Linked DNA regions of Mus musculus: region 2 is linked to region 1. A link is a loop called in an ENCODE intact Hi-C map of the cell type or tissue named here. Cell type or tissue: gastrocnemius. All regions are shown on one strand.

Evidence for each region. Peaks named below come from ENCODE experiments on the same cell type or tissue, not always from the same donor. Only the 100,000 strongest peaks of a DNase experiment are listed, where the experiment ranks them.
Region 2: a loop joins it to region 1, with 9 times the contacts of the local background. A loop is called at or near these places in 19 of 42 quality-filtered maps.

The regions. Positions count from the first base shown.
Region 1 is chr9:99,579,919-99,582,418 of GRCm38, forward strand. Dbr1 (debranching RNA lariats 1) reads left to right here. Exons shown (of 8, transcript NM_031403.3): 5 at 221-445; 6 at 2,104-2,184; 7 at 2,399-2,500. Among named protein-coding and RNA genes, the nearest start is that of Dbr1, 5.4 kb to the left of the region's middle. In gastrocnemius, a CTCF peak has its summit at 974 (motif pointing left); a DNase peak (open chromatin) is centred at 917; H3K27ac peaks cover 265 bases.
Region 2 is chr9:99,457,691-99,460,190 of GRCm38, forward strand. Nme9 (NME/NM23 family member 9) reads left to right here. Exons shown (of 10, transcript NM_001165957.1): 2 at 2,000-2,103. Among named protein-coding and RNA genes, the nearest start is that of Nme9, 2.7 kb to the left of the region's middle. In gastrocnemius, a CTCF peak has its summit at 1,288 (motif pointing right); a DNase peak (open chromatin) is centred at 1,300.

The DNA.
Region 1 (2,500 bases):
TGGTTGCTGGGAATTGAACTCAGGACCTCTGGAAGGGCAGTCAGTGCTCTTAACCGCTGAGCCAGCTCTCCAGCCCAAGCTTAGTATTTTTATCAATTTTCTTAAAGTATCCCTAGGATGAATTAGCACAGAAAGCAAGAGGGGGTGCATGGTTGGGGAGGGAGTTGTTTTGGGTTGCTCTCTTTCTAAGGATTTTCTTTCTGTTTTTCTGTCCTTAAAGTTAAAGCAGCCTGTACATATATTCTTGTCTCATGATTGGCCAAGAAATATATATCATTATGGCAATAAGAAGCAGCTTCTTAAGACCAAATCTTTTTTCCGCCAAGAAGTGGAAAACAGCACCCTGGGGAGCCCCGCTGCCTCGGAGCTGCTGGAGCACCTACAGCCTGCGTACTGGTTCTCCGCGCACCTGCATGTCAAGTTCGCAGCCCTGATGCAGCATCAGGTAGGACAGAAAACCAGAGAACCCAGTTTACGTCTTAGGAGTTGCTCCCTCAGTACTCAGTGTGGGGAGAAATGAGCAAGCGATGACAAGCAGGGTGGGTGTGGGGGCAGGGCTGAGGTGCTTGAGGGTAGCTGCTTCAGACTGGTACACTGGGGTTGGTCTAGTTTTCGAGAGGGAAAATTTCCAGTGAAGTGCATGGTTGAGCTGAATCTAAAGTGCCAGGAGGAAATAGAGTCTATGAGTGTTTTAATAGAGGGACCAACGTGTTTGAAGACTGAAAGGTCCCAGAGCCCAGCTCCTGTCCCTGAGGTGTAGAGACAGAGACAGCTGGAGCAGAACCAGAACTGCTTCTGGACAGAGCCTGGGCACCTGTTCCTTCTAGAGTAGGTCCACGTTAGAAAGGGCCTTGGAGGGATGGCTCAGCAGTTAACACTGGCTGCTCTTCCAGAGGTCCTCAATTCAATCACAGCAACCACATGGTGGCTTACCACCATCTCTAAAGGGTTTGGTGCCCTCCTCTGGCATGTAGGTGTATATGCAGACAGAGTATTCCTACATTTTAAAAAAATACATAAACTTAAAAGGGGGAAGGCTTTGGGATATTTCCAAATAAAACTGTTTCCGGAGCATTGTACCTCCAGTGCAGAGAAGGTTTGCTCCAGTAGCTTTGGAAAGCATTGTGTGTCACCTCCACAAAGACAGTGCCCTTTGGGCCATTAGACCTCTGAGAAGGTCTCTAGAAGCAGAAAGAAACCTCCAGCTGCTGACCCACAGTTCAATTTTGTTGTTAGCTTTTTTTTTCTTATTTTTTTTATTTTAACAATTTATTTATTTTATAAATGTGAGTACACTGTCAATTTCCTCAGACACACCAGAAGAGGGCATCAGATCCCGTTACAGAGAGCTGTGAGCCATCATTGTGTTTACTGGGAATTGAACTCAGGACCTTCAGAAGAGCAGCCAGTGCTATTAACCGCTGAGCCATCTCTTCAGCCTCTTGTTGTTGTTGGGGTTTTGTTTGTTTGTTTGTTTGTTTGTTTTGAGACAAGGTTTCTCTCTATAGCCCTGGCTGTCCTAGAACTCACTCTGTAGACCAGGCTGGCCTCTAACTCACAGAGATCCACCTGCCTCTCCCTCTGGAGTGTTGGAATTAAGGGCATACGAGACCATCTAGCTGACAGACACTGTGTCCATCACATCCCAGACTCTATTGTGCCTGTTTGTAATCACCTTTGCATCCTTAGCTGTAGACACGCACGGTTTGAGCTGTGCTTCTTCTGATTAATTCCTGTAAAAGAATCATAAAGTACAGGTGTTTAGCAGCGGGTTTCTGTCATTTGTTTGTGTGAGTCACTTGTGTCACGCGTGTCAGTGTTTAACGACATGGTGATCATCATCGTCATCTCAGTGTTTGTTCTGAATTATGGAAGAAACGGCAGCCAGCAGTAGTTAATGCTTTCCACATCATTGCCCATGTGTGTGCAGACTGCCTTCCCCTCTTCTCTTCTCTTCTTTCTTATTTATTTCCTCACTTGGTAGTCATTCTTTCAACATAGAATTGGGAGCATGTGTAAGAAGTATTATTTCTCCTCGATTCAATGTATGAATTCCTTGTTGTGATGTTTTAAAATTCTTACATCGTGGTTTGTATCATCTAGGCCACAGATAAAGACCAAGCAGGCAAAGAAACCAAGTTTTTAGCCTTGGACAAGTGCTTGCCACACAGAGACTTCCTTCAGGTAAGAACAAAAGGAGTCATTTTACAAAAGTCCTACTCTTCCAGTGATTTTTAAAGAACTAGCTACTTCCAAATTTATTTGTGCTATTTATAATTTACGTTTTTGGGAATTCTTTGATGTTGCTTATGTTAACATTTTAAAATTTAATTAATTTAAAATGATTAGACTGTTAAATATAAATGAATTACCTAAAATTTCCGATTTTGTCCTCTAGGTGTTAGAGATAGAACATGACCCCAGTGCTCCTGAGTACTTAGAGTATGACGTTGAATGGCTTACTGTTCTCAGGGCCACTGATGACCTGATTAATGTGACT
Region 2 (2,500 bases), 120 kb before region 1:
CATGACTCCTCAGCATTCAAGAGCACTCCCTCTCTCAAAAACCCCACTCCTTTCCAACCCCTTCCTTTACTGTTTCCACAGATGTGTCCTGAGCTGAGACGGCTTTCCAGAGCACATCCTAGGTTTCCCCTCCGTTTCTATGTTCTACTCTACGGGCAATCACAGTTCTCATTCCAATGCTCACCTCCAAAGTAGCCTATCTATGTGAAGTCTTTCCTGACCTCCACTTTTCCCTCCATGGGAGCCCCCTAAGGCTCTGACAAGCTCCCCACCATATTTCCAGTTTGGCACACCCTCCTGTCTGTCACCCCAGACTCTAAAACAACAGTGTTAACTTTTCTATCTGGCATCTGCAGCAGACTGACCCAAGCCTGGGGCCAAATGGAATCCAAATATTTCTAGTCCTGTTGATCCAGTGTGTGTGTGTGTGTGCGCGCGCGCACGCATGCATGTGCGTGCGTGTGCGTGCGTGTGCGTGCGTGTGTGTGTGTGTTGGCACACTCTCCAGTCGGAGAGATTATGAACCCTTTAGATGGTGCCAAGGGTTAACAGTTGTACCCATGCGTCTGCTTTGAGAAGGTAAAATCAGCTCTGGGGTGAAACAAACTATTACATTTTTACCAGTGGTGAAAGGACAAGCATCATGTATTATTTTTTTGAGACTCTGCTATGTGCCAGCTGCCCTGATAGGTGCTTACGTGACCATGGCTAATATTTCCTGAGCACTGACTATTCCAAGCCTCCTTTCAGTAGTTCAAGAGTGGAAAGCTCTTCAAAGACATCTTACTGGACAGGTTAGAGGAATGAACACACACACACACACACACACACACACACACACACACACACACACATCTCCTTTACAATGTAACCACCACAGGCTGCTTCCCTCTTTTCGCAAAGACTAGACCTTGCCTGGTTCCCTCTGATAGCAAAGGCTAGACCCTGCCTGGTTCCCTCTGATGGCAAAGGCTAGACCCTGCATGGCTCTGGTCCATATGAGTTGACTCAGTCTGTGCAGGTCCCTTACAGGCTTTACAGTTTGCTCCAATCACCAGGCGGGGGAGTGGCAAACCCAGCTCCAACACCCACTAGAATGGGCAGCATGAAAGAAACCCAAGTTCCCTTCTGACAGTCTCTCGGGTTCACCTCTTAGGAGAAAGATAAGTAAATGAATGCTGCTTTACCCAAAGCAGGAGGCTTTAAAATGTTATTTAGAAAACATACGTGTACGAGTGTTTTGACTGAATGTATGTCAGAGCACCATGTACATGCAGTAAGCATGGAGACCAGAAGAGGGCGCCCGATCTCCTGGAACTGGAGTAAAGGCAGTTGTCAGCTGCCCTGTATGTTCTGGGATCAGAACCTGGGTCTCTATGAGAGCAGCGAGTGTTCTTGACCACTGTGCCGTCTGAGCGGCATGAGAGCAAACGGCGGCTTTTAATGCATCAGGAGAAAAGCCACAGTTGCTATTATCAGTGGATAAGAGTCACCTGGAGGCTACTGGTCATCTGTACTGACCTACTTTGGGAGTAGTCTGTGTTCTCTTCAGATATTCACCGAGTAACACTCCGTGCCAGGCCTGATCCCCGAAAGGTAAAGGGGTCACCTTAAAAACAAGCTGCTGCTTCTTCCACCTGTACTCACTTCAGCTCTTCCTTCCTCACCCCCCACTCTCCTTTTAGACAGGTTCTCATGTAAAACAAACTCGATTGTAGTTGAGGATGGAGGGTCTTGAACACCCACCTGATCTTACTGCCTCTGCCTCCCAAGGGTTGAGATTACAGTTGTGAGCCACCGTACCCACCTGCTTCATTATATTTCAGATCCAAATTTTCATGTTGGAATAAGGGATGGCTATGTTTCGTGCTCAATCCTAATCCACTAGGCTTACACCTACCCAACAAGCACGTCCATTGCAGGGGTTAGAGGGATGAGAGCAGACTGTCACCATGAATGTGACTGTCTGATAAGCATTGTCGTTCCTTGCCTCCGGCAGTTGTGGACGTCTACCAGGGCTGGTGTGGACCCTGCAAACCCATGGTTAGCCTCTTCCAAAAGATGAGGATCGAGGTTGGCTTGGACCGTCTCCATTTTGCTTCGGTAAGATTCCCTCTCAGCAAAAAGTCACATAACAGCTTAAACAATTTAACCACAGAAGAAGCCAGGGCCAGGATGCTCAAGCTGCCTTTCAGATGGAAAGGCACCAGCTGTCACTGTGTCCTGTAGTTCCTCTAAACATACAAGCGCCAACCTCACCACCAAACTGTATGCAAACATGTCACTCAGTAGCATCTGCATATCTGTCTTAGTTGGTGAACACTGCTGGCTGAAATGTTACTTCCAGAACCCAGTGTTTCAAGACTTCCATCTTCTAGGTCATAAGGGGGATCTTTGAGCAAATGTTTGCTTAAAGTACAGGAATGGGAATTCCATAGAGATGTGCAAGAGACCCCACCGACACCCCAACACTGATGGATGATGAGGTTCATACACACTA